Regions from separate parts of the Mus musculus genome. Here all the other regions are linked to region 2. A link is a loop called in an ENCODE intact Hi-C map of the cell type or tissue named here. Cell type or tissue: heart. All regions are shown on one strand.

Region 1 (8,000 bases), 230 kb after region 2:
CTTTACACTGTCACTTCTTATCTTAGTCAAGTATGTGACTTAGGACTGGTGATAGGGGTTCAACACCTGCTGAAAGGAAGGGGCAACACTGGTACTTACTTGCAAGCTGTGGTCTAAAGGCTCCCGGCCAGCTCTGCAGAGACTTCAGTTAACAGCATGCAAGCCTCAAGTTGGTTTTCAGTCTTGTAAACATTGTGACAGTTGGATCTCCAGGGGTGGAGAAGAACTCTGCTCAGTATCTGCCAATTCCACCATCATGGCTACTTGCAAACAGCCAGTTCAGTGTCCCAAATGGGAACCTTAAATACTGTTTTAGTTTTTGTTTGTTTGTTTGGTTGGTTGGTTTTGTTGTTGATGTTGTTTGGTTCTGGGTTTTGTTTTTGTTTTGGTATTTTTTGAGACAATGTTGCTCTGTGTGGCCCTAGCTGTGTAACTTGCTCTGTAGACCATACTGGACTCAAGTCACTTGCCTCTGCCTCCCAAGTGCTAGGATTAAAAGCATGTGCCACCACTGCTCAGCTAAATAATTTAACTTTTAACACAGCAGGGCTTAACAGCCAGCCTGTAGATTTCCAACCTTTAGCTATTACAAGAATGTGAGCTTCTCTTCTGGGATACCAGAAGAAAAGGAAGACCGAGGGAAAGGGGCTGTGCTGCCTAGGATATAAGCACATATATGGGCCAGGCACATGAAACAAATCCTACTACATCCCACATCAGCCCCACCAGCACCAGGGATCACGAGCACACTTTACTCCGGATTCAGAAGTTATCATGGTCTAGGAGGGCTTCAGGACAAACTGAGGCCCACTGAATTCTCCCCCTCCAAAGTCATGACTCTGTTACCGGGCCAGAGGACTGAACGCACGCAGCCTTGCCTCCAATAAGCAGCTCCCAGCTTTCCAACAAAGAGGCTCATGGGTGCTCCATACATGAAACATGGTAAGATTGCGACTGCCACTGGTGGGGCCCACTTAGGGCAAAGAGCAAAGGCACCCCTGGAGAAGAGGTCAAAGCCTGAGCTCAGAATCATGAGCTCAGACATGACACAAGCTCTGGCTTTGTCACTGAATACATATGAGACTTGATACAGGGCATGTGTTTCCAGTCCCTCCTGGAAAATGGAGGTTACTGTGAACCACTTAGCCAAGCACCAGTAGATAAAGGCCATCTACTGGGTTAGGGGAAAACTCTGGAGAGAGGTGGCGTCTTAGTTAGGGTTTTACTGCTGTGAACAGACACCATGACCAAGGCAAGTCTTATAAGGACAGCATTTAACCGGGGCTGGCTTAGAGGTGCAGAGGTTCAGTCCATTATCATCAAGGTGGGAGCATGGCAGTGTCCAGGCAGGCATGGTGCAGGAGGAGCTGAGAGTTGTACATCTTCTTCTGAAGGCTGCTCACTCCCACAATGACACACCTACCCCAACAAAGCCACACCTACTCCAACAAGGTCACACCTCCTAATAGTGTCACTCCCCGGGCCAAGCATATTCAAACCATCCCAGCCAGATGGTGTGTGTGTGTGTATGTGTGTGTGTGTGTGTGTGTGTGTGTGTGTGTGTGTGTGTGTGTGTAAATGTATGTATGCATGCATGTGCATGTCAACGGGCAGCCTTAGTGTCTGAACTTAGCCACTGTCTCAGTTTCTTTTCCTGTTGTTGTGACAAAATACTCTGAAAAGAGCAACTCTAGGGACAAAGGGCTTATTCAGGTCCAAGGGTATAGTCCTGCATGGCAGAGAATTCAAAGTAACAGAAACCTGAAGTAGCTGGTCTCATTGCATGCACAAGCAGATAGCAGACAGCGGAGCCCGGAAAGGTGGCTTAGTAGTTAAGTGCACTTTCCATTCTTGAAGAGAATGTCATTTCAGGTGACTCACAGTCATCTGTAATTCCAGCTCCAGGAAATCCTATGCCCTCTAAGACAGCAAGTGAATACATTCTACCGTTCAGGTAGCTTTCTCCATTTTATACGGTCTAGGGTACCCTCCCTGGCCAGGGAACGGTCTCATCCTTAATTTTAATAGATCTTCCCACATCAATTAATCCAGGGGCAGAGAGGGAGGGATACCTCTGTGAGTTTGAAGCCCTATCTATGTATCTATTTCCAGGATAGACAGACAGGCCTGGAGAGAGAGAGAGAGAGAGAGAGAGAGAGAGAGAGAGAGAGAGAGAGAGAGAGAGAGAGAGAGAGAGAGAGAGAGAGAGAGAGAGATTGTATCAAAAAACAAAGCAATATGACCCTGTGGCCCATTTCCCAGTAAATTCTATGTCCTGTCACGATGACAACTGAACACTAACCATTGTAGGCTCTTTCCACATATTTTTGATACCCAGTCTCCCATTGGTCTGGAACTTTACCACATAAGTCGTGCTATCTGGTCCCTGAGCTTCCAGGAATCTGCCTGTCTCTGTCTCCCATCCTGCCATGGGAAGAATTAAAAGATTCTTCTCTCATGCATAGCTTTATATATGGTTTCTAAGTGTCCAAACTCAGGCCATCCTGCTTGTGGGGTAAGTGTTTTACGTACTGAGCCATCTCCCAAGACACTAGGCAAAGGGTTGGGCCAAACAGATAAAGACAGGAATTCCACTGGATCTCAGACAAGGTCGTGTGATGGGTCGAAAGAAAGTTCTCTTAGGGAGACTGAGCTCAAAATCTCCTCTGTAGGACTTCTCTGAGCCTGTCTCTGTGTCTGCAAGCTGAGATGACATGTCTGACTCACAGGGTCAAAGTCTTTGGTGAAGTAAAATACCTGATGGCCATGTCTGGCAATCCGGTGAACACTCCGCCAGGAAGGTAACAGCAAATGGTGAGCGGTCTTCAGCCTGGCTTCTGGGACCGAGTATGTGTGGCTGGATCCTGTACAGGGGAGAGACGTGGGAGGGAAGTTCTAGATAGAATTTCAGAGAATCCTGGGCTTCTGGAGCTGACAAAAGTGGCCAACCACCGCTTAGGGCTGGCAGTCCCAGGTTGCTGCAGACCTTGTTTTTTGTTGTGTGGCGACATCTAATGGTTGTAATGCAGAACTGCAAGTGAGGATGTCCATAGACCTGAGGTTCCTTGGATGCATCCGCAGAGTGGACGATGGCTAAAGCCTGGTTCACCTATGCACTCCTACACACCCACTCTTCTGAGAAAACTGGACAGGCCTGGATCTCGTGAGAGGCTTCAGCCTAAGGGCTGCCCACATGGATGAAGGTCCTTGTAGCTAATTGTGTAACTTGGCCCGCTCATCTGTCATCTGAATCCCCAGGTTTCTCCATCTCTACAGAGAAGCTGACTAACAACAAATCCTTTCAATCTAGGTTAAAAATCCAGGACCCACATCACCCCATTTTCTTCCCATAATCGCTTCTATTCATCAACTGCTACCCCTGGGCTGGACACCCACCTAGGAATCATCTCCTGGTTTTTTACTTTTGAGACAGGGCTTCGGGTCTACTTTGCAGCATAGCTACTGATGGCCTTGAACTTGTGAGTCCGCTCTCTCCACCTTCCAAGGGCTGGGATCACAGGCATAGGCTATAGTGCTCAGTTTATACGCTGCTGGGGGTTTGAACCCAGGATTTTGCGTCCGTACTTTGTCAACGGAGTTACACTCCCAGTCTTCTCCATGCTGCATCTCATCAATTTTTTACTCTGGCCCTACCAGGGAGAAATTATTGCTAATAAGCCTATCTTACAAATGGGGAGGCCAAGTAGAGTCTCACAGGCAGGAAGGGGTGGGACTTGGATCAGAATGCAGCTTTAACTGGGGAATCCATTCCCTTCCTGCCGGGTAATACTCTGTAGAGTGCTGGGGCTGCAGCGGTGAGCTCTGACACCACTTGGTTCAACTTAATGGCTTTGTAAAGTAATGGCTGCCTCAGGCTGGAAAACAACATCCTTCCCTTTTCTAGATCTGACTGAGGTAGATATTTATGCTCTGGGCTGCAGGTTCCCCCTAAGAGGGTTAAATGGAGCATGTAAGATGTCACACCATCAAGCATGTGTGGTTTGACCTTGCTTGGTGCATCTTGATGGCTGATCTCGGAGTGCAGAGCTCTTAGGAAGAGACGGGCCAGTAGATCCCAGCTTAATGGAAGAGCAATCCAACAGGGGCAGTCAAGCAAGAGCCTCACAGGCTGACTCAGGATTTGCTGGGTACCAGGCACCATCCTCATCATTTCCCACACATTAGCACATCTAAACCTTACCACGTGCAAGTGGAAAGGATCAGATCTTCCATTCCATGGATGAAAAAACTGAGGCACACAGCTCGTAAAGGAAGCAGCACTGTTAGAAGCAAGTTTGACTGCCCCCGAGACTATGTTGCTAACCGCTTTGAAAACACCTCACGGATTGTGTCAGGAGTTCTCCAAACTTTTTTTCAAGACAGGGTTTCTCTGTATAGCCTTGGCTGTCCTGGAACTCACTGGGTAGACCAGGCTGGCCTCAAACTCAGAGATCCGCCTGCCTCTGCCTCCCAAGTGCTGGGATTAAAGGCGCGCGCCACCACCACCCGGCTTCCAAATTCTTAAGAACCTTACTTTTGATGGCATACTTTTTAATCCTTTGTTTGTATGGCTGGTTGTTTGGTCAGATCTCATGTTGTTCTTCAAGACAGAGTTTCTCTGTAATAGTCCTAGCTATCCTGGAACTTGATTTGTAGACCAGGCTGGCCTAGAACTCAGAGATTCACCTGCCTCTGCCTCCCAAGTGCTGGGATTAAAAGTGCATGCAAAAGCTGGAGAGATGGCTTGGCAGTTGAAATCATTGGCTGTCTTCCAGAGGACCCAGGTTCCGTTCCCAGTGCTCACATGGAAGCTCACAACTGTCTGTATTTCCTGTTCCAGGGGATCCAACAATCTCATACAGAAGTACATGCAGGCAAAATGCTAATGTACATAAAATAAAAATCCATACATTGTTTCTAAAAAGTGTATACCACTATAACTGGCTTTGATTCTTTACCTGTCTCCCAGACCTTCAAATGGCCCGGGCAAACAATTCACAAGAGAAAAGCACCACAAGTGGGAAGCAGGGGGATGTGCATGTAGCTCAGTTGGTAGAGTGCTTGCTTAGCACTCATGAGGTCCCAAGTTCGATCCCCAGCACTGTATAAAACTGCTGATGCCAGGATACAAAGGCACACACCTGCACTCATATCACTCAGGAGGTTGAGACAGGAGGATCTTAGAAGTTCAAGGTTATCCTCTGCTACATAGTGAGCTCAAGGTCAGCTTAGGCTACATGAAACCTTAATTCTAAAAGAAAATAAATAAATATAAATTACAAGAGCCTAGCTCAATTCCCAGCAACCACATGGTGGCTCACAACCATCTGTAATGGGGCCCGATGCCCTCTTCTGGTGTGTCTGAAGACAGCTACAGTGTACTCACATACATATAATAGATAAAGCTTTATATATATATATGTGTGTGTGTGTGTGTGTGTGTGTGTGTGTGTGTGTGTGTGTGTGTGTGTTAAAAAGAGCCCTAGCTTTGGGGAGTCATGGGGATGCATTTGCATCTGTCATGGACTATAGCCAAGGAGACTTGTCCTCATCAGGACAGTAGGAGGTGACTGCTTGCTGGGCTGAGAAAAGAGAGACGATACGGCCAAAGAGTGAAGGGAAGTCTGAATAGTGCCCACACGATGGACTCTAAGGAGTGGCCGATGATGTGACTGTTTGAGTAGACTGGTTATATGTATAGAGGTGCCAGTGAACAGGGCTCCATCTTTAGTTTCTCTGCACTGGGACCAGTCAGCCTCAGTGTGGCAGGAGTGCCAGCACAGGACCATCCTTTCAAAAGTGCTGTGAGAGCCTGGGGTGACGGGTCAGTCAGTTGCATGTGTGCCAGGACCTAAGGACTAGTCCCAGAACCCACATTTTTTAAAAGGAGGGGAGGACTGAAGAGATGGCTCAGTGCCTGTTGCTCTTGCAGAGGACCCAGGTTCAGTTCCCTGTGCCGAATGATGGTTCATAACCATCTCTACTCCAGTTCCAGGAACCCTGATTGCCATCCGACCTCCATGGGCACCACAGACATGTGTGACCAAACTTTTCACGGGGGAGGGGGTCACACCCTGGATAGGTAGCGCCCTGCAGACCAAAGAGCCGGATAGGTATCTTGACCAAAGTGCAACTTGGTGAGCCAATGAGTTTTACTGGGGTTACTTACAGGCGTGTGAGTGAGGGGTGGCTTACAGGGGCAGGAATGACTCAGACAGCTACATCATCAAGGCCCACCCCAGTATGGGTGACAGCTCACAAAAAGCTGGGGACTAGAAGCACAGTACACAGGCTGCTGGCATCTCAACACGTTCAGGAGTGTTCTTTCCAAGTGCCTCCAATGGTCTAAACCTCTTCCAGGCAGCTTGGCCAGTTTCTGCTTCTTCCAGGAACCTGATCTGGTTTCAGTCTTTTTTTGCAGCTTGTCTTGTCTGAGAGGAACTCTCAGCTTTTATAGCTGGCAGAGAGAGGCCTAGTGAATCTGGTCAGTTTTAGGGACTTCCTGAAGCTATTTTGAGTCTTCTAACCATCCTGATTAAGGATCTTCCCTGCAGGATGGGCTGCTTCAATCTCAAAAGGGTCTGTTAAACAAAAAGCTCTCTCTCTCTCTCTCTCTCCTGCCCCCCCTCTCATAAACTATACATATTTTTGAAAAGCTGGGTGGGCCGGGTGTGATGGCGCACACCTTTAATCCCAGCACTCGGGAGGCAGAGGCAGGCGGATTTCTGAGTTTGAGGCCAGCCTGGTCTACAGAGTGAGTTCCAGGACAGCCAGGTCTACACAGAGAAACCCTGTCTTGAAAAACCAAAAACAAACCAAAAACCAGAAACCAAAAACCAAAAACCAAAAACAAACCAAAAACCAAAACCAAACCAAAAACCAAAAACCAAAAACCAAAAACCAAAAACACAAAACCAAAAACCAAAAACACAAAAACCAAAAACCAAAAACACAAAAACCAAAAACCAAAAACCAAAACCAAAAACCAAAAAAAAAAAAAAAAAACCAAAAACCAAAAACCAAAAACCAAAAAACAAAAAACAAAAAACAAAAAACAAAAAAACCTGGGTGTAGTGACTTGTGCCTGAAATCCAACCACTTGAAAGGCAGAGGTAAGAGGATGCTGGAGCTTGCTAGTCAGCTACAGCTCAGTCAGTAAAGTGCTTACCATTTAAGCAGGAGAACATGAGCTTGTCTCCATCACCAGATGTTGCACCCCAGATGTTGCACCCTACTCTGGGTTTCCCAGCCTCCAGTAAACTAAATAAACTTCTGTTTCTAATTGATTTTAGTGTGTGGTATTCTGTGATAGCGGCAGAAAACGGACTAAAACACAGCCTGAACCCATTAGAACATTCCTGTCTGTCACCTGCAGGGTTCCCACATGAGCACACGGAGTGAGCCTCTGTCTGTGGGAAGACCAGGGTGATGGTGATAAAGATGTCTTGCCAAACCCACAGTCAGCCCTCGATGACACATGACACAAGCAAGAAGCAGATATGTGCTGCTAGGAGCCATCAAGTTCCGGCGTCATTATATACAACTCAGCCCATCATGACTTTTGTGAATTGTTATCTTCAACATTGATTGGCTGACTGAGTGATTGAGGCATCACCACGTATGTGTTTGGGGGTGAAGGGAGATGCCTGTGAGCCATAGCATGAACATAGAGATCAAACCCCTCAGGGGACAGCTTCAGGTGTCAGCCCTTCACGCTGACCTTGTCTGAGGCAAAGTCCTTCTCATTGTGCACGAGTACTTCACAGTCCAGTTCCTGGCTGGAGAACTTCTAGGGGACTCTCCTGTCTCCAGCTCCCATTTTGCTATAGGCACTGAGGCTTCAGATCCACTCTCACTGAACCCAGTTTTACACAGGCTCTGAGGACTTAAATTCAGATCATCAAGCTCTCACAATAAGCACTCTAACTCATTATGACATATCCTGGCCCAAACACCATAATCTTAACTTACTTGCTTTTATTTTATGGTGCTAGGGATAG
Region 2 (8,000 bases):
TCTATAAAGTGAGCTCCAGGACAGCCAGGACTATACAGAGAAACCTTGTCTCGAAAAACCAAAACACAAAACAAAAAAACAAAAACAGAAAACAACAAAAACCAAACCAAAACAAAACAAAACAAAGAACACTGACTGCTCTTCCAGAGGTCCTGAGTTCAAATCCCAGAAACCACATGGTGGCTCACAACCATCCGTAGTGATCTGACTCCCTTTTCTGGAGTGTCTGAAGACAGCTACAGTGTACTTACATAGAATAGGTAGGTAGGTAGATAGATAGATAGATAGATAGATAGATAGATAGATAGATAGATCTAAAAAAGAAAAGCCCCCATCCTATTACCACAGTGCTGTCCTATGCCATTCCCAGGCATCCTGTATCAGAAGCTGGGCTGCCCAGTCCAACCACCAGTTCCCAGTCCTGGCCAGCCCAAGTCAGCCCACGGCTCTCAAGGGTCCTGGTTGCTCCAGCCAGCTCTGAGGCCCCAAGCTGCTTACCTTAGCAGGCCTCCTGGTGGGGAGTAAGCGAAGCACTTGAGGGTCGGGTACTGGGGGCGCAGGAGGAAGGAGAGGATGGCGGCTGTGCCTGCTCCCAAGGAGTGGCCTACCACAATCAGGCCATAGTGTTTGGTTCCACGGCCCTGGGGAACCAAGAGATGCCTGAGAGTCCTGCCTCAGTTTCCCAGCTGACACTGGGAGGATGAGAGGTCTTCTCAGAGTCCTGGGATCATGCTGTCCAGCATGGTTGCTAGGGCTGAGAGAGAGTCAAGCTAGGTCCTCACAGAGCAAAGGCTTGGTGAGACTGTTTTCACAAACTCCTACTTATCTGCTAAAGCCTTGCTCAGAAATTCCCTCCTCAAGGAAGCCCTCCCTGATTTCCCAGAAACAGCTCCCCCTGTCCTCGGCATTGCCCTCACTCTGATGATTACAGTTATAATAATTTGGTTACCTGTCCTTATTCCTCCACTAGCCTACAGTATGAGACCTGGGGATGGGGGGGTGGCAGCATCCTCAGGAGTTACTAGGAGTAGTGGCTGGGCTGACTCGGGCTGCCATCCAGCTCAGGGGTAGCCTTCTCCCTAGTTGTAGCTCTTCTTGTCACTAGTCTGTAAAATTTCTTGCAACATGTGGTCCTGACCACAAGACTGGCAGAATACACATTTGGGAATTGGGATGCAGAGTCTGGAGAAAGGATACATTGAGAAACAGGGCCTGGGAGGTAGGATGGGGCAGGGTGGAGCCAGCAAGAAGGAGCTGGGAATGTGGGAGGGAGGGACAGCAGCTAGTGTTTGGGGAAGGGGGTGCCATCATCCACCCCTCCTCTTCAGGATGGAATGTCATGGACAACTCACCAGGTCTCGCCCAAAGGCCTGGGACAGGACCATCTCCTGCTCCAACTTCTTCTTGATGTACTCAGCTGAGAGTACCATGCCCTGGCGGGGAGGAGCAGAGCAGGGCTGTTGGGAAGCCTCTGGGACCAGAACAGCCAGCGCCCCTTCTGTCCCTCCACAAACAGGCCGTGAGGGCTGGTGGGTACTTCGTTGGCTCCATTTTCAATTGCATTTTCCAAATGGGAAAACAGGGGTTCAGAGGGATATCTGCCTGATACAAACAGGAGTGACATCCCCCCAGCTGCCTGCCCAGATGCTTCTAGGGACAGGCCCTGAGCTCCCTAGGCCTTAGTGGGCAGGCAGAATAAACCACATCCTTCTGACTGATCTCTGACAAGGGAAGATGCCCTGCCAACCACAGGCACCAGAGTGCTGTCAGGGATGAGGGCAAGGTGGGGGAACCTCAGGGCGTTGAGCTTGATACCTTGTGGCCCAACCAGGTGCCTCTGTGTCCCTCCACAGGGAGGCGCTCAGCATCGCCTGTCAGGTCAGTCAGGGCATCCTTGGGGAAAGAAAAAGGCAGGTAAGAGGTGTCTGAGGAGAACAGGCAAGGGCAGCAGGTACTGGGGCCTGTGGAGTAGACACATGGGCAGTTACCTTGGGGGACAGTGTTCCCCGGATACTGATCACCACTTTCTTCTTGTCATGGTCCACAGCTACGTAGAAGGGAGTTTCATAGACCTAGGAGTACCAGCTCATGAGCCTGAGTGACCCCAGAATGAGGCCAGACTATGGTGATGAAACTCCCCATGGGCCACAGGGTCCCTAACACCTGTCAAAGCCAGGGTTCCTGGAGGTCACTGAGGATTCTTGGGTACCTAGCCCTTCCATTCCACTCTGCCTCAGGCAGACCTGTGCTCAGTCCAAGTGGCTCACTGCCTCTCCCCAGTGCCTCCTGTCGCTTCTAGTCCCTTAAGGCTGAGCCTGGAGGCCTTCATGCTGGCATTTATTTCTCCCATTAGTCTGAGGCAGTGTGAATCTCAGGCACCAAAATGGAGGAGGCCATCTCTGGTCTATACACTGAAACCATAGCTAGCTCCACTGGCCTGAGGAGTGTCTTTGGTGGCCTGGTCCCCGGTGGCCCCCAGAGGACCTTGGGCCCCAGCCTGGTCCCTCACCGCATCGTGACAGGAGGTGTAGACAATATCTACAGCAGTCATGTTCTCATCCAGGAAGTGACGGCGGATAGCGATTGCGTTGCAGCCACAACAGTTGTCTTCCTCAATGGTGACCCCAGGGGCGAATCGGGGTCGTGCAGGGCAGAGACAGCACCTGGAATGGGGTGGCAGAAAGCTCAGGGCAGGCAGCACCAGTGGAGTGATGTTTTTTCCTTTCCATCTTCTCTGGAAGTGGCTCCAGGTGGGGCTTCAGCCCCACCCTATCTGTCTCCTTTAATTACCCTTGTGAAGCCCTGGTGACCACTGAGTGGTCAAACCACGAACTAGTTCATCACACAGTCTCCTAACACACGACGCTACCTGGACCATGAATCTTCCCCTCTTGGCTGCAGATCCCACCGCTCTTCTTTCTTCCCAGGCCGAGCCTCGTCTCCAGCTTGCCCTTCATCTTCAAGGTCCTGGGTCTAGCCTGGACCTCCCTCCCCTCTAGCAGCCTACTTCATGTGTTTTCCATAAAGTCACGTAGGACAGCAGTAGACCCACTGCAGACCTCCGAAAGGCACCTTACTGGACTCCTGCGTGGCATCTCCCCGTAGCTGTACTGATGGTTCCCTGACTATCATACCAGCTTCTCCCAGTCACATTTTTTTTTCCAGACAGGGTTTCTCTGTGTAGCCTTGGCCGTCCTAGAACTCACTCTGTAAACCAGGCTGGCCTGGAACTCAGAAATCCACCTGCCTCTGCCTCCTGAGTGCTGGGATTAAAGGCGTGCGCCACCATGCCCGACTAAGACCGGCTTTCCAGGCTGGAATGATAGTTGTAGAGCACCAGACTCTGGCTTTTACTCGAGTGATGGGTATTGAACACAGGTTCTTGTGCTTGCAAGGCAAGTGCTTTACCAACTGAGCCAGCTTCCCTTCCTACATTTGTTTGTTTGTTTTTTGTCTTCGAGACAGGGTTTCTCTGTGTAGCCCTGGCTGTCCTGGAACTCACTCTGTAGACCAGGCTGGTCTCAAACTCAGAAATCCACCTGCCTCTGCCTCCCAAGTGCTGGGATTAAAGGCGTGCGCCATCACAACTGGCCCTAGTAACATTTAAAACCAAACCTGCCTGCTGTCCTTTCCCATCCTCTTTGAGCGCAGACCGACCTCCTCTCCCCTGTCTACCTTTGTCCCCACTCTACCAACTCAGTAGCACATGGAGGGACCCTGTGACGGCACATCGAGCCACTGTCACGTTTCCTCTTAGGGTCCCACAGAGACGCTCCCCTTCTCATCATAAAGGTCTGAGTCCTTTCCGGGATCTGCCCCATTGGGCCTCATCTGCCCGACCTCCACACACCCCTCATCTACACGGATCTTAATTTTCCTTCCTCTTCCCCCACCAGATTCTATGCACATTATCCTCCCCATACCCTTTAGTCTCCATCCAAATGAGACCCTACAGTGAGCTCCACTCCAGGTACCTCTCTGACAGGGCCAGTCCTGACCTGACCCCTGGTCTAGCACTCAGCTCTGTCCCTCTATAGCATCCATGTGCTCCGCTGACCTGCCCCAGAGTCCCTCATCTGTGTACCACTGTGGCAGGTGTTACACAGGGCAGGGTCTGCTCTGTGCTAGTCACAGATGTTTCCCCGATCACCAAGCCTGTTAGGCATACAGGACACTCCCCAGGGTAGATGAGCCAGGGCTGAACTGCTCATTCCACTGGGGATGGAGGCAGGGACAGGTTGGAGAAAAATAAGCATCTGCTTCTCAGGCCACCAGGGGGAGCTAGCACCCAACAGATTGGTATCCAGAGCTGGGGGCGAGTATAACTGGGCTGCAGGCCGTCTTGAATTGACATTTCCTGTGAGGTGTTTGTCTTCTCAGAGCAGCGCCTGTGGGACTGTGACTTCCCAACAGGGAGAGGCCTCATCGAGAAACCCCAGAGTCAAGTCAAGACTTGAGCTTGCCTGAGCTTTGGATCAGGAACTGCCCCATACATAGGATACAACACACAGGACACTCATCCTAGAGCTGTGCCTGGAGAAGCCACCATCAGGGTAAGTGGTGGCAGGTTTGGCTCAAGGTCCTACCTTCAAGACTTCAGGAAGTTCCCCTCTTCCCTCAGCTGAGCAGAAGGCTCAAATGAGGTAGGGGAGCAGCAGGACTTGGGTTCCAATCTTTCCTGCTACTTCACATTCTGATTCTGTAACCATGGTCCAGATAAGCCTTGGCGTCTTCCTGTCAGAGTCAGCACTGACTGCTGCTTCCCAGAACTACTAGACCCCAGCCTGTCCCCTAGGCCAATCCCCTTGTCCCACTCCACTCTCCACACAAAATAGGCCCTTACAAAGTGTGATGTGTCACCCACTGTGGCAGACAACCAAAGTTCAGGATCTGAGAGTCCATGGAAGTGACAAGCAGCAGGCAGATAGCAGATGCTAAGTACGGTACCCAGCGATCTCTGTCTCCAATTATCCCCACACTTTGTGGCTTTGACTCCACCCCACCCTAGGTTCATTCTTTCAAGAGTCCTGGACCTGACTGTGCCCCACCAAAGCTGAGGACTCTGTCTTCTGCCATTTCAGTACTGGCTCATGCAGGAGCTGATATTTCCACTGTCTCCAAAGCACTCAGAGCCCCATAGCCAGCGGCTCTGTGATTTGGAACTGTCCTATGGGCTAATAGCACCTGCTAGAACCGGGGAAACAGGCTCCTGGGAAATGGAGAGGGCCCATCTAAGCACAGGCCTAGGGGCTCCTGGCTCAGAGCTCATCTTGAGAATCTCTCCATCCAGACTCAGGATGTCCAGTGTCCCAGGATTGCAGGGAAAGTGACAAGCATGTGCACTTGGCAGAGATGGGAGGAGCACACAGTGACCTGGTCCTCTCTGCTCAGCTGGGGAGAATGAGAACACGGTCCACGTGGAGGCACTGTGCAGCAGGCATGGATGCGGTCGCCTCTGGGAGGAGGCACGGAGAACAGAGGCACTGCCCACTAGGTCACTTTTCTGGAACAGGAGCCCGGGGAACTGTCCTGCTTCTGCCTGTCATGGACTGAGGACGGAGACACCAGAGAAGGGCAGGGTCCTTCCAAAGCCCTTCTCTGGCCCACTTTAAAGCACAGAGCCCCACCTCTTTTCCATGAGAGCAGGGCTGAGGGTGGAGTGAGCTACAGGTCGGATCTGGGTCCAGGCCTTCTTTATTTTGGTTTTTCGAGGCAGGGTTTCTCTGTGTAACCCTGGCTGTCCTGGAACTCACTTTGTAGACCAGGCTGGCCTCGAACTCAGAAATCCGCCTGCCTCTGCCTCCTGAGTGCTGGGATTAAAGGTGTGTGACACCACTGCCCGGCTTGCCTTTTTTTCTTTACTCAGAACTTTGTACTAAAGTGCCTTCTTGGTGTACTTCTAGAGACCTCCATGGAGTGGGCCTACTTCCCAAGAAAATTCTTTCTTCTAAAGAGGCAGCACACAACAGAGCATCCAAGAGAAGGGAGATGTGGGCAGGAGGGAATGTCTGTAGCGGGCAGAGGATGGCCCAAAGACAAGAAAACTAGCAGTCAGACACTCAAAAACAGACGTATCCACATCCCATTTCACAGATTTAGAAACTGAGGCTCACAGAAGTACACTGACTTGCCCAAGGCAGCAACTGAAAGTCTGCCTGTAAAATTCCAGTCCAGGGAGGAAGCAGGAGGAAGCCAGTGGCCCAGTGACCATATGGAAGAGAGGAGGTAGGGGCAGGACAGCAGTTTCAAAGCTCCAGGGGAAGTGGGTACCAGTTCATCACTGCACCCTCCCTCCAGCCCATGCTATATGCTACTGTGGCTGGGGACTGGCTGTGTACTCACGAGCAGGACCGAGCCAGCTGGCAGAGACCACAGGTGGGCTTCCTCATCAGGTACATGGGCCAGCCATAGGCGGCTAGGGCAAAGAGCATGTAGTAGCAGACTTCTTTGTAGCGTAGCATCTCGTGCTGGAAGACAGGATGCAGAGGGTGGTGACTTCTGCCCTTCCTGCCTGATACCTCAGTCACCACCAGTCCCTGAGGTGGGAGCCCGCCTACTTGCTCCAGTGAGGGACAGCTGCTGGGCCCCAAGGAGGAGCAGTCCCTCCAGACACTAATTACATTTGCCCAATTATTTCCCTATACCCAGGCCAGCATACTCATGGGATCCATCCTATCATTATTGTCTCGGAATTTATGATCTGGGGACAGAAAACCACTTGGAGCCCTGGCTTGTTTACCCAAGAAGGAAGGGAACATGGGGTGTGAGTGGCAGTCTCCCCCCACCCCACCCCTTAGCAATCAGGTCCTGGGAACTTAACCCTGTGAAACCTTAGGGCCTGAGGCTGCGAGTGTCTATGGGCAACCAGATAAGCCACACTGGGCATGGGAACGGTCAGCAAATGTCTCTGGCTCACTAATCCTCTTGGGCTTGACTCACAGAGTCCCAGGCTCCTGAGGCTGGGGTAGGCTGTCTCCCTGAGATTGGGATCATGTTAGAGAAAGGTGCCAGTTTGAAACCCAGGAGTCTGCCGCCCAACAGCTGCCCTCAATGGTTGGTGTCAGCGCTACAAGCTGTCAGAGGCTGGGATGGCAGTGTCCCAGCGAAGCCTGTCAGTCAGTCCCCAGCCCCTAGGCACCAGGACTGCGGCACTTGGAGGGAATTAGTCACCTTGTAAAAGTTAAGGAGGGTGATTAGTCATCTTGTGAAGTGAAACAGGTAGGCCTCAATCAGCACCCTCTGCCTGCTCTTCAGGAACTCAGGAAGGAGCCAGTAGCTGCAGAGGCAATTACCCTGGGTGACAGGACAGGGAGGCGGGGCGATGGTAGCCTCTGCCAGGTGGCAGGTGCAGACTCTGCACCTCCCCAGGGGGTGGTAAGAGCCAGCCAGGCAAGGCCCGAGTGAGTGGCGGGCAGCTGGCTAGGGGAATGGACTAGATATGTATGTGGCTGGTGAAATGAAGTGATGCCTGCTTTGGGGAGACAGATGCCTGGGCCTTTCCTAAAGACACAGATTCCCAAGGGCCAAAACTTTTCCAGCCCTGTCTGATTTGGTACCAAGCTTCCAGCACCTTGCTTGCCTGGATTTAGGATGGGTCAGTTCCCCCTACTGCAGCTCTGCGTGCAAGGTATGCCTAGGGCATTTTATATCTGTCCTGAGGGCTTTGAGGATGGCAGGCTTGCTCCAGGTAGCAGAGAGAGGTGACTGAGCAAGGATGCACCTAAATTAGTTTGCCTCTCCTGTGCCAGGCTACCAGCTGTGATTTCCCCCCCTCAGCCACACTGGCCTGGGCTGTGCCTTCCTTCACACCATGGGGCTCACGTTGCCAGGACACACAGACTTTCTATTAAGGGTGCTCGAGGAAAGTTTCTATTGCTAAAACGGTGTTTAAACGGCCACACCACACCCCACTGCCTGCTATGAGAGGGCAGCAGCAGCAGCAATAATGTCACAGCTCGTCCCTGTAAAGCACTGTGCAATCTCCAGGAGCAGGGGTCAAG
Region 3 (8,000 bases), 180 kb after region 2:
GTAAAGGGAGGGTTGAAGGTCGCAGGGTTTATTAGCACTCCCAAAGGTGGAGTCCTTACCTGCCTGTTCCCTCGACCTGGCCTTAGGCTGTGTTCACATCTACTTGTGCTCAGTTCTGCATTCCATGAGATCAAAGACAGGGCATGTGGGCCAGCATTGGTTTAGCCGGAGCCTTGCTCCATGACCTCAGACAAGTCAGAGACCCTGTCTAGGCCTCTGCATCTGCCTCTGTCAAATGAAGCACTGAGCAGGGTGACCTCCGAGGAACACACACTGCTTCTAATGAGGAAATGGGCCCTAGGGCCGGGACAGTTGTCAGATCCTGTGAGCTGAGCAGAGATCAGGTTTAGACTGGTAACCCTGGTGCTCATTAAAGGCCTTTAGGGACAGGAAGGGACTGCCCCAGGCTGCTGCTAGAGGCCTGTAGCTTAGGAGAGATAAGCTGTATTTGACAGCTATCTGGCTATCTCACAGTGGCTTCTGGAGACCAGCCCTCTCTTCCCTTCCCACTCTGAATCCACATTGCATGTCTAGTGGGTCAGAAGTCCCTACCGAGTAGGAGGGGAGAACCTGTTCCTCCACTTGGTGCCTCGGCTGGTGTCAGTCCCTGAGCCCGTGTATGTGAAGAAGGGGTTGGGGGAGTAGCAGAGACTGCCACCCCCAACCTAACTGGGTCTGACAGAAGCCACAGGGTATCAAAGATGGGCTCTAAGCAGGCCAGAGGGCCACAAGCCAAGGGGGGTGGGACCAGGGACAAAAGGATGCAAGGGGGACTGGAGCCCTCTGAAAGCCTGTGAAGAACCCAAGCCCTTTGCCAGGGAGGGCTAGGGGGAAGGTGTGAAGCGTGAGGGAGCAGATGCAGGCTGGAAACGAGATTTCACATCACCCATGTGTTAATTAACCGACTCCATTCTCACCCAACAGCCTATTTATACCTCCTTGCCACTCAGGTCTCCATATTTTAGTACACCCATCCCTTCTGATCATGACATCAGCTTGTCCTCTGCCTGCCTGGGAAAGGTGGGTGTGGAGGTGGAGGCTTTGGGCCCTTGCCACCACCTGGCCCCACTTTCCCAGTGGACACATGCCATTCTCACCTGCTCATGCCCTCCCATATTTGAAACTCATTTCTCATAGCTCTTGGGGTGTCTCTGAGTGGGTAGCTTCAAGGGCTACCCTCAACTGACTCTTCCCTAGTAAGTCCCCTATCCCATAGCTTAGCATATGTGCCCCCACTAAGCTGTCACACCTCTGGGATCCACCCTTTGACTTCTGGGCCTTATAGCTACAAGCTGGCTCATCTATCCCTTCCTCTAAATCATGCCCTCTCTACCCCAGCTGACCCTTGGACCAGGTGTCTTTGCTGTTGGAGGAAACACTCAGTCCCCTTGGTCTGTTAAGCAACAGGCTCATGGGGGGGGAGAGGGGGAGAGAGAGAGAGAGAGAGAGAAGCGAGAGCACTCTGTGAGGAGAAGCCACTTCAGGGTTCATACAGAAAGGATGGGTATCTATCAAGGTACGGGGATGTTAGGGACAGTCTGCCTCTTACCCACTCAACATTTCTTTGTCCCCTGGGGGCTCCCTTCCAGAATCTCCCAAGCCCTGGGCCTCAACATCTATCTCAGGTACTCTTAGGTGTAGGAGTGGGATGGGGGATGGAGCATCCACCCTTGCCGTCTGTCCCACTCATTCTCCCACACCACCCACTGCGCTCTCATGGCCATCTTTCCAGCATTTCACCTTTGCTCCTTGGGATCCAAATGGTTTCCACCGTGGCCCCACCCTCACCCCGAGTGGGGGGCAGAGCGGACCAGGCCACCCCCATTGCTCGCCTCCTCCGAAGCCACCATGTTTCTTCCGCCTCTGTGTGTCCCCCGCCTCCTCTCTGCCTCTCCTGTCGGCCGCCTCGCTCCTCCTTGTCCCCTTGTCCACCCAGCAGCCTTCTCCACACGTCTGACTAACCTTTCTTCGCCTCTCCCCTCTTTCTCTGTCTCTCTTCTCTCTGTCTCCTCCTTCCATCTGCTCCTCACAGGGGTGTCCCTGGGCCAGTGACCAGCCCCTCGGCCTCTCCCTCTGCTGATCCCTATGCCTATCTCTCTGTCCTGTGACCTCCGACAGCTTCAGGGGTGCTGACCATCTTTTCCCAGGCTGCTTTGCAGCTATGCTGACGCTGTGGTGTGGCCAAAATAACTCCGACTTTCTCATACCTTCAGTAGTCAATCTCACGCTCTCTCCTCTCCTGCTCTATTTTTAACCTGACTTTACCTCTCCAGCTATTTTCAGTCTCCTCTTCCTCCCCGTGCCTGTCTGTGTGAGCACGTGTCTCTGTATGTGTGTGTGTGTGGTCCTGGGGGGGTGGGCTTGTATGTACCTGCTACTCTGTGCACTGGTGTGTCCGCACCTCTAGGGTGTTCAGGGAGAGGGCAGGCAGGTGGGTGGACATGTTATGCCCTGTCTCAGCGCAAGGCCAGGGTCTCAACAGCAGGTGTATGGTGCACCTGATGGCCGGCTGTCCCTGCCTTTCCTGCTTCTGTTTTGTTCTAATTCACATGCACACTTTCGCGTGGCTGGGTCTCCCCCGCCCTCCACCTTTAGGGATCTAAGTATGCCCTCAGCTGTGTGTGTTACCACAGAGGTGCTGGCTGCACTGTGCCTGTCGCCTTTGCTGTCTTCTCCCTGTCACTCTAGATATCTGTTGGGCTTGTGTGAGTTTTTATGTGTATGTATGTGTGTCTGTGTGTGCACGCCCTGCTGTTGGATCCTGGTGTCTTCCCAGGGCCTGGCATATTCTGAGCATGTATGTATCTGCCTGCTGTGGCCGCCCATGTACTTCAAGCTGGTCTGTGCCAGGGGATGTGGCTTGTATCCAGCCTGTGTGGCTCTGTGCTCTCAAAGCTGTTTAATTTTAGCCTTCCCTAAGCCCTACACCATCTCTTCCTCACTGCCTGTTCCCACCTTTTCCTCCTCATGAGACATTCCAGCCTGGTCCCTGGGCAGGGTCTTAGTCGTCCCTTCCTAAGTCCCAGCTGAATGGAGCCTGGGCTAACCACCTGACTGTTAAACCAGAAATCCCGGCCCCCTGAACCAGCATGGCATCGGGTATGGACACGGTTGCCTGCTAGGTGGCAGCCTGCCTTTCTCTAACTCTGGGTGAGAATCTTATCAAATGTGTTGTGTGAGTGGGGAACGGGGTGGGGACTAGGGCTCACGGGGTTATCTCTTGCCCTAAATGGCTGTTAAGGCTGAATGGGCACTTCTTGTGCCATGTTAGAAATAGAACATAGGGTCTTGATTAATGTTGGATAAGCAAGCACTTTATCATACAGCTACATCTTCAGCTGGTAAAAGAGCTTGTATTAAATCAGATTAAAGCGTTAATGCTCAGGGCTGGGGTGATGGCTCAGTCAGTAAAAACACAAGGACCTGAGCCTCTAGAGCCCATGTAAAAAGAAAAGCTGTGCATAGTGGCTTTGGAAACCCTGTGCTGAGGCACTGAAGTCAGGCAGGCTCCTGTAACCCACCAGCTAGCCACACTTTACAAGCTCCAAACCAATAAGAGACCCTGTATCAAAAACAATAGAGACAGCACCTGAGGAATGGCAATCAAGGCCTTCACATACACGCATATACATGTGCATATCCATATGCACATACAGGCATGTGCACAGTGCTTCACTCTGGCAGCATGCAAATGTAATATAGAGATTCCAAGCACGTGGCTGGTACTGAGTGAGACAGCTCAAGAACACTTTATCACAGCAGAGAGACATTGCCAAACAGAGCCATGTGGACAGTGGTCCCCGCCTCACCTTGGCTATAAGCTGAAGAACACCTTGGCTCTGCTCAGGCCGAGCAAACACAGGTGGGGCTCTGGGAGAGAGGCTGTGGAGTGTTTATAGAGGGTAATGACGTGGCGAGACACCTGGACAGGCCACCTAGTGCCTCCCCTTTCCAGACTGGATGGAACAGGTCTCCGCAGAGCTGAGGAGCTCAGAGAATAGCCATGTAAGCCAGAGAGCTGGGGGGCTTTGGGGAGTAACAGGAAGTGTGCAGGCTCCCTCTAAACAGCCCCCACAAGGCAGCTCAGCCAATCACCTGAGACAGAGGCTCAAGAAGGATGATCCCCAATTGTGAGTCTTCAGGAAACACCAGGCTTTCTGTGAACAAGGGTTTCACTCCTGCTGGCCCACAGGAAGTGACAAGGGCTGATTTCTCAGAGAAGATCCTGTGGCTACCCAGGCCCATGGAGCCCAGCCCAGCCCTACCTGAAGCCTGTGTTCACTGGAACTCCCTACCCCCACTTCCAGGTTGCCTGCAGGAGGGAAGGCTGTGAATACAGCCCCAGTGCCCGGCCAGACGCCACACGATGAGTCTGACCGCAGAACGGAGACCCGTTCCTCTGTCTCGGACCTCGTCAACTCCCTTACCAGCGAGATGCTCATGGTGAGAAGGGTTGGGGACGGGCTGTTGGGGGACCAGAAGTAGTCAACTCAGTCAGAGACTTAGGTACTCAGTCCCAGCCAGGTGGCTTTGCTGACTGACTGAGGCCCGCTCCTCTCCACCCCCATCTTTCATCGAAATGCCTCTCCGTGCCTCAGTTTCCTCATTTGTCTTCCTTTGGTCCTTTTCTGAGCTGAGAAAAAGACTAGGAAATCCTACTCATACAAGATGTTTTTAATGTCCTGGGAGGAGAAGCTGTGGGGCAGTGGCATGGAGGCACATGCCTCTTCCCTAAAATGGCAGAGATGGTAGTAAGGTGGAGATCCCAGGGGTGACGGTCTTGTAGCCCACCAGTGACCTCGGTTGCTCTGTGGCTGACTGGCTTATAGTCCCAGGCTAGGTTGTTCACCTTAGCTGAGGCTGCAGTTCTCATGACACCCCCTGGTGGCACCAATGTGTTACAGCTACTTGTTCTTTCCAGAGGCCCAAGGACAGGCTTGGCAAGTTGGCAGACAAGAACCAGTTAAGGATCTGGTGGGCCGGGAGTTCCTGGAAGGAAGGCTTAGAGAGGGTTATGGTGGGGACCCAGCACCTTCTCTTTCCACTGGGTTCCCATACTGAGAAGGCAGGGTCTCACAGTTTCCGGGGCTGCCAGTCTGTCCTATCTCAAGTAGCAATGTGCACACAGAGTCACAAGGCTTCCGGGTAAGGACTCATGTTTCCAGGCATCAGGCCTGAGGTGGAGCGTGCGTCTGCATGCCCCTTGGCCCGTTTGCAACTACAACTCTGTGTAGGCTGGTTGTCTTTTGCTCTGTGCAGCCCATTGCCACAGACCACCCTGCCTCATTGCCTAGCCCCCTAATTGGTGCTATTTCCCGGTAGTCAAGTTCCCAGAAGGGACAGCCCTTTCCCAGTCAGCTGGCCAGCCCCTTACTGCCCTGAGGGAGAGGCTGGCAGACTCCAGCAAGCAGCGGAAGGAAGTACAGGCCCATCTCTCTCTCTCTCGTGTGCTCCACAGATGCCCGGAGGTGGGAAGGCAAGTCTAATTACCCAGTCCTCTGCCAGTGCCAGGTCATTCATATTAACAGTGACAGTAAAGATAAGCAGGCCAGAGTATGACCTGTGACCTCACTCTGTGGTGCTGTCCAGACCCCAGGCTGCTGAGGCTGAGGGCCAGGAGTCAGATACCTAGAAGTGGACAGAACCAACCTCTCTAGGGAGCATGGGACCTGGCACAGGCTGGCTTGATGTCCTTTAAGGCTTACTGCTGGGGCAGGGGAGGAGAAAGTTGGGCAGCCTAGTTGCCATGGCAATGGCTTGTTTACTAGAGCTCAGAGTTGGGCCTTGAGAAAGCACGTGGGTGCTTAGCTTCCTTCCCTTTAGAGGTGAAGTCTGCCCAGACAGACCAGATTTCCTCCATGAGATAGAGCATACTTAGGTGGGGCTGAGGCTACCCACACCTACAATGGCCTAAGATTCCCCCATAATATGAGAGGGAATGAGGGTGCAGGTAGTTTTGGCTGGCTCTGCCTACTTGTGCCATGAATTCTTTTACCCTCCTGGGAGTCCCACAGTCTTAAGTTCCATGGTCCCCAACCCCCCTCCCCGAATGCAGGTTCTGGAAGTAAAGTTCAGGGGAAGATGACTGCTGCGAGCTTAGGATGTGAGGACATCAGGAAGCCACATCCTGAGTGGGCCTAGGATAGAGCCTGTGGGCTATGAGATCAGCCAGGGACTAAGCAGAGGCATCAGCAATGGGCCTAAGTGTAGTTCAGGTGGTGGAGTGCTCACCTGGCATGAAGCACTGTTTGGTCCCTAGCACCTAATCAACTAGGTGTGGTGGCACGTGACCCATCAGTCAGGGGATAGAGACAGGGGTCACAAGTTCAAGAACATCTTTTCAACAGAGAGCATTAGAGGCCCTATGGGCTAAATGAGCCCCAGTCCCAAACACACACAGTGCAATCCCCATTCAGCCACTGGATGGAGCCCAAGGTCAAGTTCAAACTAAGGTCTAAGTTCAGGAGCCAAGACAAGTAGCCAGGAACCCACAGTTGCTGGCCACAAACCTGACTTCAAGTTATGACTAGCCATTCAGTCATTGGACTTGAGGTGAGTGACCTGAAATCTGTGTGCTCCAAGCCAAACTTTGAACATACCAGTGCCTGCCTCAGGGTAGAGTAAGACACAGAAGAGGCCAAGCACAGGGGAGAGTTAGTGTGTGGCAGGTGGCTGACCCGTGGGCGTATTTTCCATCACCAATGTATCTTGGACACTTCTCAGTGGTGCAGGCAGGTCTTTGCTTTCAGTGGCTGTGGGGAGGGCCTTCCTGTGACTTGGGGGCTGGGCCTGTTGAGTGGAGCTTGAAGTCAGAGAGGGTCCTTACTGCTATGAAAGCTTGTACGTGTAATTTAACCTCTTTGAGCCAGTCTCCTCAGCAAGAGGTGAGTGACAGCCGCCTGGCCTGGCCATGAGAAGGTGACGTAAGAGACTTCACCATGGTATGTGCCTCTGTCTGCCTTATGTCACTGTGATACTGTGTGGAAGAGCTGGGGTTGCCTCTCCAAGAAGCAGGGTGGGGGCAAAGATTTTCTGAGGGAATGTGGGGAGAAGGCAAGTGCCTACCATTTCATCCTACCTGCAATTCCCTGGGGTCCATTCCTGATTCCTTTCTATCAACTAAGGAGATGTAGACCATAAAATACCCAGGCCAGCAGGGCCCCTGACTGGGCAGGGTAGGACCTCAAGGCCTTCCATTATTCTTAGAGAATGATAACCCAGCTGGGAGAGCCCCAACTGCCCCCCTTCCGTTTCCAATGAAAATGTGACACTCAACCCTTCCTTGTGGCCACCACTGCTGTCCATACCTGTCAGGTATCTATTCTGAGGAATGGAGACAAGGGACAGGCATAGCCTGGAGGTACAACCTCAGTCCCCAGAGACCCCAGCCTGCTTCAGTCAGAGTCCCTGGGGACATCCTGGCAAGCCTATCTCAGTCATGCCCCTGGTGTCTCAGCCTCTCCTCATCTGAACACTTGCCTTTCCTATCCTGTAAACTATATCATCCACGGCCCCCAGAAAGCCCCTTTATAAGAGTTGGTGTGCCTCCCATGAGTCTGTAGGGCTGGAATAGGAGAAAAGGCCAGGCCAGCTTAGGGTGACTCTTAGAGACAGTTTCAAGAGGAGGTGGGAAAGCTGGCTGTCCTGCTCATGACTCTGGGGTCCATCCAGGAGGTAGAGCCATCCTGGCCCTGTTCCCCTCCCTTTCTGGTTAAGGCAGGGCTCTCAGAGCCTGAACATCCTCCACTGGCCATGAATGTGATAGGACACCACCCCAGCTGGCCACATGTTGCAATAAGGAGACATTGGCTAGCAGGCCTCCAGTCCAGACAGGTTTCTGGACCCTGACATGTTGCTTAGGAGCCTGGTAGACAGGATCCCCACCAACCCGCCATCTTTTCCCTTGCAGCTCTCCCCGGGTTCTGAGGAGGATGAGGCCCACGAGGGCTGCAGCCGAGAGAACCTGGGCCGAATCCAGTTCAGTGTTGGCTACAACTTCC

Evidence for each region. Hi-C counts contacts between places; a loop is a spot of excess contacts. Peaks named below come from ENCODE experiments on the same cell type or tissue, not always from the same donor. Only the 100,000 strongest peaks of a DNase experiment are listed, where the experiment ranks them.
Region 1: a loop joins it to region 2, with 5 times the contacts of the local background. A loop is called at or near these places in 18 of 42 quality-filtered maps.
Region 3: a loop joins it to region 2, with 3 times the contacts of the local background. A loop is called at or near these places in 20 of 42 quality-filtered maps.

What each region holds. Positions count from the first base shown.
Region 1 is chr19:10,483,599-10,491,598 of GRCm38, forward strand. It overlaps a transcript of Ppp1r32 not described here. Among named protein-coding and RNA genes, the nearest start is that of Ppp1r32, 4.7 kb to the left of the region's middle. In heart, a CTCF peak has its summit at 3,020; no DNase peak of the experiment used is centred here; H3K27me3 peaks cover 6,423 bases.
Region 2 is chr19:10,254,309-10,262,308 of GRCm38, forward strand. Dagla (diacylglycerol lipase, alpha) reads right to left here. Exons shown (of 20, transcript NM_198114.2): 9 at 6,343-6,467; 10 at 2,510-2,663; 11 at 1,989-2,072; 12 at 1,816-1,893; 13 at 1,353-1,433; 14 at 499-641. Among named protein-coding and RNA genes, the nearest start is that of Myrf, 18 kb to the left of the region's middle. In heart, a CTCF peak has its summit at 4,273 (motif pointing right); a DNase peak (open chromatin) is centred at 4,233; H3K27ac peaks cover 251 bases; H3K27me3 peaks cover 3,329 bases.
Region 3 is chr19:10,431,243-10,439,242 of GRCm38, forward strand. It overlaps Syt7 (synaptotagmin VII), which reads left to right. Exons shown (of 12, transcript NM_001373944.1): 7 at 4,308-4,443; 8 at 7,910-8,000. Among named protein-coding and RNA genes, the nearest start is that of Lrrc10b, 22 kb to the right of the region's middle. In heart, CTCF peaks have their summits at 4,887 (motif pointing left) and 6,412 (motif pointing right); DNase peaks (open chromatin) are centred at 2,189, 2,849, 4,979, 5,599 and 1 weaker place; H3K4me3 peaks cover 340 bases; H3K27ac peaks cover 814 bases; H3K27me3 peaks cover 1,714 bases.